2 separate regions of the Homo sapiens genome follow, and region 1 is linked to region 2. The links are chromatin contacts, found by Hi-C or POLR2A ChIA-PET in ENCODE. All regions are on one chromosome and are shown on one strand. Each heading gives the region's core, a stretch centred on a gene start or an enhancer-like site at or near the end of the contact. The rest is flanking DNA. Distances are from core to core; before and after follow the strand shown. Region 1 overlaps RPN2 (ribophorin II). Region 2 overlaps RBL1 (RB transcriptional corepressor like 1).

Region 1 (3,795 bases), core at 547-3,046, 190 kb after region 2:
TGTAGGTGAGAAATGGCAAGGGCCTGCTGTAAGGCAGTGACAGAAACCAGAGGCGGGACTGGGCCTGAGAAATGAAAAAGAGGTAGACTTGATAGGCTTGGAGGGTGGGGAAAAGTCAAGGATGGTTCCCATGTTTCTGGTTTGGGTTGCTGGATGCATGGTATTACCTGTGCATGAGCTGGGAAGTCCTGGTGAAGAAATAGAAGGTTTTAAGCTCATTTTCTTTTTTATTTTTATTTTTTTGGGGGACTGGGTCTCGCTCTGTCTCCCAGACTGGAGTGTAGTGGCATGAACATGGCTCACTGCAGCCTCAACTTCAAGCAGTCCTCCTACCTCAGCCTCCCAGGTAGCTGGGACCACAGGCATGCGCCACCTGCTCTGCTACTTTTTGAATTTTTTGTGGAGATGGGGTCTTACCATGTTACCCAGGCTGGTCTCAACTCCTGAGCTCAAGCAGTCCTGCCTCAGCCTCCCAAAGGCCTGGGATTACAGATGTGAGCCACTGCACCCAGCGTTAAGCTCATTTTAGATTTGTTGAGCCTGACTTGGCCTTGGTGACATCTAAGTGGAGATGCCAGTAAAGTTGGAATCAGAAGAGACTGCCACTTGGTAGCTTTGTCACCTTCATCAGGTTACTTGCCAATTTGGAGCCCCAGTTTCTTTTTCAGGTAAATGGGGATAGTGATAATCTCTACCAAAGGATCATGTTGTTAAAAGGAAGAGCTTCCTAAATACCCAGCACAGTCCATGGCCAGACAGGTGATCCGGGAAGTGGTTTCCTTCTTTCCTTTCTAAGGTTCGGAAGGACTCAAGCGCCTTCAGGCTTATTGCTCTTTGTACGAAGTGAGCAATTTTGGGTAATACCGTGTCCTATGGAAAGTAACTACTTAACTAAATTCATGTAGCTCATTCCTTAAGCCATCTATAATGGCTGAGAATGTTATCTAAAAACGCCTTTGCTTTTCCTGGTTCACTACATGTGTCACCACTTAACATTGACTTTTCCCCACTGTGTAGAAAGCATGTACCTACATCAGATCTAACCTTGATCCCAGCAATGTGGATTCCCTCTTCTACGCTGCCCAGGCCAGCCAGGCCCTCTCAGGATGTGAGGTGAGTCCGGGTTCCTACGCTGACAATGACTTTAACTATTTAAAGTACATTTTTAAAGGGGAGGAGTCATGTCAAACATCCTTTTTTTAATTATGAGAGTCCATTATTGTGAGTGGGAATTCCATTCCTGTGATTTTTTTTTTCCTTAAGAAAGTATAGTTTATGTTTCTCCTAAGTTTTTACTTTTCAAGGGTTTTAAATAACCTTTTTGTACAGTTTTTGCTTTTCTTCTGGTAGGTCTTGATTTTTTCCTTTCCATCTGCCTTTAACACGTAAAAATGTTCAAAGTGTACCCCCACACGAGGTTTCTGGAAGTCATTTTGTTGAACATAGGAGAACCATATAAGTAGAAAGGTAACTTGTCAGCATCTTTTCACATGGGAGTGTTGTACCGAAGTTTTGCAAACATTTCATCCTGGTGTCTGGGGATTAGAGGGGGATGAGCATGTGCGAGGCGGAGGTGACTTTGGCAGCTGCTCCGCATTCTGTCTTTGCCATGCCTGCCACAAATTGCCAAGACCTGTTCTAAAACTCTGTGTCTGCCAATTCTTTCTTAGATCTCTATTTCAAATGAGACCAAAGATCTGCTTCTGGCAGCTGTCAGTGAGGACTCATCTGTTACCCAGATCTACCATGCAGTTGCAGCTCTAAGTGGCTTTGGCCTTCCCTTGGCATCCCAAGAAGCACTCAGTGCCCTTACTGCTCGTCTCAGCAAGGAGGAGACTGTGCTGGCGTGAGTTGTCATCTCGAGCATTTCTCAGGCTTCATTTGTCTCGGGTCCTATCCGAAGAGGGCTCATTCATTGGTTCAGCAAATACTTTCTGGGCAAGTACTTGCAGTAAATACTTCCGTGTGCCAGGTGCTCTGCAAGGCACCGCAGACATGATTGCATGAAGGCAAGTAAGGTCCGTGTCCTCGTGGAGCTCACATGGACACAGTCTTCTGCAAGCCTCGCAGACAGAAGGCAAGCGCTGAGCCAGAGCATGAGCACACCACCACCTAGAGATCCAGTTGCCTTGTGCGGTTGGAGGGCTAGAGCAAGGGCAGATAACTGAGAAGGAGCCACGTGCATGTCTTGTTGAGGCTTGGCTAGGGCAGGATGACATGTTGGCAGTGGAGGCTCTGCAAAGTGGGGGCTCTCAGGATCCCTGGAAGTTGTGAAAGACAGCATCTGGTGGGTGAGGTGGTTGCTCAGAGGGTGGAGTATTCTAGGAATCAGACTCTACTACTCTGCAAAAGGCTTAGGTGAAGGAGAAGCACCTTTCCTATTTGTTATAAATGGAAATATTGTAACTTCAGGGTGTTTTTTGCTAAGCTCTTAAGTGATAATATATGTAGTTTTAAATTTTTATTTATTTAGAGACAGGATCTCACTCTGTCACCCAGGCTGAAGTGCAATGGTATGATCAAACTCACTGCAGCCTTGAACTCTGGGCTCAAGTGATTTTCCTACCTCAGCCTCCCGAGTAGCTGGACTACAGGTGCAAACTACCACGCCTAGCTAATTTTTTTTTTTTTTTGAGACGTGGTCTTACTCTGTTACCCAGGCTAGAGTGCAGTGACGCGATCTCAGTTCACTGCAACCTCCGCCTCCCGGGTTCAAGCAGTTCTCCTGCCTCAGCGTCTTCAGTGGCTGGGATTACAGGCGCGCCACCACGCCTGGCCAATTTTTGTATTTTTAGTAGAGACAGGGTTTCACCATGTTGGCCAGGTCTTGAACTCCTGACCTCAAGCAATCTACCTGCCTTGGCCTCCCAAAGTGCTGGGATTACAGGCGTGAGCCACAGCGCCCGGCTGCCCAGCTAATTTTTTTAGTTTTTAGTGGAGATGGGGCCTGTCTGTGTTGTCCAGGCCGGTTGTAATTTTTTTTTTTTTAACACTTAAACTGCTCCTTTAAAACAATATTTTTTTTGTCATTTTATTTGTGTTCACCGTTTCACTGCAAACCCTGAAGGAGGGTGTGGAGCACCGTTCTGGAATCCCGTTCGTTGTTTAGCAAGAGGTTGGTGATACCAAATCCCCCTTTCAAAACAGTGAGATTGTTTCCCAGGTTTTTTTGTTTGTTTTTTGTTTTTTTGCTGACAACCAGATTTTCTGTAAACTTAAAGCTTTGTTAAGGACAGGGTTCACAGGCAATTGACATTCCCTCTCTGTCCCTCCTCACACCCTCCCTATATTCACATGGTCAATCATCAGTGACTCTAGGGCTGACATTTTGTACACACTTTGTCCAGTGCTTGGCCCTTTTGGGCCTTTGATTTCAGGTGACATATTTTGATATCTGCTTTTAATCCCTCATGGGGAATGCTTCTCCAGTCACCATCATCTCATGCCATGATGCCACTGTTAGTGCCTGTGCCTTACTTTGATGCTACCTTCTACAAAAAAAATTCCCATTTCCTTCCAAGCAGAAGGGAAAATCCCCTTCCTCAAAACCCCAGAACCCCAGGAAGAAGTACAAGGGAAGTACGTCCACTTTGGAGTCAGACAGACTTAGGTTTGAACACCAGCTATTTCATTCCTTGTGTCTGACTTTGGCCAAATTTCTAACTTCTCTGAGCCTTGCCTTTAAAATGAAACCCATAATTCTTACATCAAAGCAACTGACAGGATTAAATGAGATAATAGGTGTGAAGACCCTAGCGCAGTGCCTGGTTCTTGGTGGGCGTGTAGGAAACGGAG
Region 2 (3,683 bases), core at 811-3,310:
AAGGTGTGTACCAGCCACTACACGGCTAGTTTTTAGTTTTTTTTTTTAAGAGACAGGGTCTTCCTGTGTTTCTAGGCTGGTCTCAAATTTCTGGGCTCAAGCAATCCTCCAGGCTTAGCTTCCCAAAGTGCTGGGATTACAGGCATGAGCCACAGCACCTGACCTCCTTTTGTTTTTTTTTTGAGACAGAGTTTCCCTCTTGTCACCCAGGCTGGAGTGCAGTGGCGCGATCTCTGCTCACTGCAACCTCCGCTTTCTGGGTTCAAGTGATTCTCCTGCCTCAGCCTCCCGAGTAGCTGGGATTACAGGTGCCTGCCACCACGCCCAGCTAATTTTTGGTAGAGATGGGATTTCACCATGTTGGCCAGGCTGGTCTCAAACTCCTGACCTCTGGTGATCCGCCCGCCTAGGCCTCCCAAAGTGCTGAGATTACAGGCATGAGCCACCACACCTGGCCCCTTTTGTCTTTGACTTGAGAAAAACATTAATCTCACAATATAACAACAGAAAAATTTACCAAATTTGCTGGGTGCAGTGGCTCATGCCTGTAATCCCAGCACTCTGGGAGGCCGAGGTGGGCGGATCACAAGGTCAGGAGTTCAAGACCAGCCTGGCCAACATGGTGAAACCCTGTCTCTACTAAAGATACAAAAAATTAGCCAGGTGTGGTGACACACTCCTGTAATCCTAGCTACTAGGGAGGCTGAGGCAGGAGAATCACTTGAGCCCGGGAGGCAGAGGTTGCAGTTGAGCTGAGATCGCACCACTGCACGCCAGCCTGGGTGACAGGGTGAGACTGTCTCAAAAAAAAAAAAAAAAAGAAAACAAAAAAAACAAATTAGTTGTTTTAATATTCATGTTCCCATCAAGTTCTTACCCATATGTATACGGAATTTCTAGCAACATAATCATGGTATAGATAAAATTCATGCCAGGCGTGGTGGTTCACACCTGTGATCCCATCACTTTAGGAGGCTGAGGTGGGTAGATTGCTTGAGTCCAGGAGTTCAAGACCAGCCTGGCCAACATGGTGAAACCCCGTATCTACTAAAAATACAAAAAAATTAGCTAGGCGTGGGGGCATGTGGCTGTCGTACCAGCTATTTGGGAGGCTGGGGTGGGAGGATCGCTTGAGGCCTGGAAGCAAGGGTTGCAGTGAGCCCAGATCTCGCCACTGCACTCTAGCCTGGGCAACAGATCCCATGATTTCCTCTGGTCTCTGTTGTACCATAGCCTTAATCACTGATTAAGTTACTGGACATGCTCTGATTAATTGCTAGTAATTTTACTTGGACATATTTATCTAGCAAAATAAACTTATAGTAATCCAACTATGACAGCAAATAATAATAAAGTAGTAAAACATAGAACATACCATATGGTCCTGATTCGCCAAGTCGTATTTCAGTGCAAATGACTTCACTCTTCCTACATATATTGTATTGTAAAATTTTATAAGATCACCTCTTTCCTCTTTCACTGGTCCACTGGAACAGTCAGGTGTTTTTGTAGCATCTTCTAAGTCTGTTAAAAAGAATGCAATGTTGTGATACAAAGCATACTTTTTATTTTTTTGAGACAGGGTCTCACTTTGTCACCCAGGGTGGAGTGCAGTGGTGCAATCTTGGCTCACTGCAGCCCTGACCTCCTGGATTCAAGTGATCCTCCCATCTCAGCCTCCTGAGTAGCTGGGACCACAGGCACGTGCCACCATGCCTGGCTATTTTTTATTTTTAGTAGAGACGGGGTTTTGCCATGTTGCCCAGGATGGTTTCCAACTCCTGGGCTCAAGTGATCCACCAGCCTCAGCCTCTCAAAGTGCTGGGATTACAGGCATGAGCCACCATGCCCAGCCACAAAGCATACTTTAATATACAAGTTGGTGATTTAAATGACCTTTCTACAATATTAAAAAAAACCCACAAATCTTTATGTAGAGAAATTAATATTTTCAGAGAAGGTTCAGCAATCCATCTGTATTACTTATAAGTCAAATTGGAATCTAGAGAAATGCAAACATATGAACTGAAGGTGGTGCTCTTTTCTCTAGATTCCACTTCAGAATGTTTTCACAACCATAGCTGTTGAGCTCACTGTCACTAGTGGCTCTTAGAGGGGTAACAGCCCTGGGCTGGTGTTTAGCTAAGTTCTACAGTATGGGAGGCAGTGGCAAACCTCAGCTTCAGACAACTAAAAGGCCTGCAGATATTCTTCTTGTGTCTTTGAGAAAGGTGGAAAGATTCTAAAAGGTAAAGCATATCCTGAGAGGTTAAGGAAGAAGCAAAATGAATTACATTTATTTCTCTGCAAATACATGGCAGGTGACAGGTGTTCTAAGAGCCTTATTGTACCACATACAACAGGAACCCTGATCAGGAACCAGTGTTCAGGTTTTACTGAGCACCCTCAATTGTAAAATAACAGCTTACCCCAACATAGTTTCCTACTTAATGGTGCAACTCTGGGATAGCTTGTGAAACCAGGCAGAACTTTGTCCTACTATTTTTTGGGGAAGGAAGAGTATTACAGGGTATTACAAACTATCATTTACTTGTATACACAAGAACCATGTGCTAAGAAAACCACTACCAATTAAAAAGAATTTAGCACATATATGAAAAAAGCTCTCATTCTCAATACACTGGCCTACAAACATTGAGAACATGGGTAGAAGCAATGCCTTCACCTTAGGAAAACCAGAAAACACAAACATGGTTCAAAAACCAAACAGCCCCAGGGGATGTCAGTCTTAATTTGGATGTCTTTTTCACTTCTGCTATTTCTAAAGGATCTTGACGAGGGTGGGAGGGGAGGGGAGCTATGTGGTTAAATAAAGTTGAGGAAATGCTGTATATTATATTGGAAATTCAGAAATTCATGTTAGTATAAGGCTCTGAGAAGTACTGCAGTTGGGGAAAAAAAATAACTCTCATGTTCACTTTAATTCCATACTTCCCCAGTTTTTTGTGTATAGTCTCTCTTCCCCCAAAACACTTTTTTTTTTTTTGAGACGGAGTCTTGCTCTGTCACCCAGCCTGGAGTGCAGTGGTGCAATCTCGGCTCACTGCAGTCTCTGCCCGCTGGGATCCAGCGACTCTCCTGCCTCAGCCTCCTGGGTAGCTGGGATTACAGAAGCATGCCACCACGTCTGGCTAATTTTTGTATTTTCAGTAGAGATGGTGTTTCGCCAGCTGGAAAGGCTGGTCTCGAACTCCTGACCTCAGGTGATCTGCCCGCCTTGGCCTCCCAAAGTGCTGGGATTACAGGCGTGAGCCACTGCGCCTGGACCCCCCAAAACACTTATACTACCATTCTGGGAAACACTGTTTCAAAGGATACTGGCTTGTTAACAGCTCTTCTAGGTTATTCTCATTATATGGATCAATTAAAATTATTTTTTTGTTTTGTTTTTATGAAAGGTTCTTGATCCTCTTGCCTCAGTCTCCCGAGTAGCTGGGACTACAGGTGCACGCTGCCACACCGAGCTAATTTTTTTTTACTTTTTGTAGAGACAGGGTCTCCCTATGTTTTCTAGGCTGGTCTCTAACTCCTGGGCTCAAGTGATCCTCCCACCTTGGCCTCTCAAAGTGCTGGGATTACAGACATGAGCGAACACGCCTGGTCTAAAATTATTTAATGTCCTCCTTAGATTAGAAATTTCTTGAGACAGAGACTATAGTGTC

Evidence for each region. Hi-C counts contacts between places; a loop is a spot of excess contacts on that map. ChIA-PET counts read pairs that join two places held with the same protein, here RNA polymerase II (POLR2A). Pooled maps may share reads with other maps.
Region 1: a map of thyroid gland shows a loop between it and region 2 (2.6-fold over the local background). The contact joins two enhancer-like sites. A Hi-C loop is called at or near these places in 10 of 168 maps with a recorded cell type or tissue (CD4-positive, alpha-beta memory T cell, CD8-positive, alpha-beta T cell, IMR-90 and 6 more), 7 of 37 single-sample maps with no recorded cell type and 16 of 50 pooled maps. POLR2A ChIA-PET finds 5 or more read pairs at or near these places in 3 of 52 experiments (activated CD8-positive, alpha-beta memory T cell, activated naive CD4-positive, alpha-beta T cell and naive thymus-derived CD8-positive, alpha-beta T cell).

Annotation. Positions count from the first base shown.
Region 1 is chr20:37,197,380-37,201,174 of GRCh38, forward strand. It overlaps RPN2 (ribophorin II), which reads left to right. Exons shown (of 17, transcript NM_002951.5): 3 at 1,018-1,113; 4 at 1,671-1,846. Among named protein-coding and RNA genes, the nearest start is that of MROH8, 20 kb to the left of the region's middle. Within about 2 kb of position 1,797, at least 3 of the 41 ENCODE cell types and tissues checked have a DNase peak (open chromatin) inside an H3K27ac peak, as active enhancers do; they include thyroid gland, where a contact is called at or near this core.
Region 2 is chr20:37,006,036-37,009,718 of GRCh38, forward strand. It overlaps RBL1 (RB transcriptional corepressor like 1), which reads right to left. Exons shown (of 22, transcript NM_002895.5): 20 at 1,376-1,524. Among named protein-coding and RNA genes, the nearest start is that of SAMHD1, 56 kb to the left of the region's middle. Within about 2 kb of position 2,061, at least 7 of the 41 ENCODE cell types and tissues checked have a DNase peak (open chromatin) inside an H3K27ac peak, as active enhancers do; they include thyroid gland, where a contact is called at or near this core.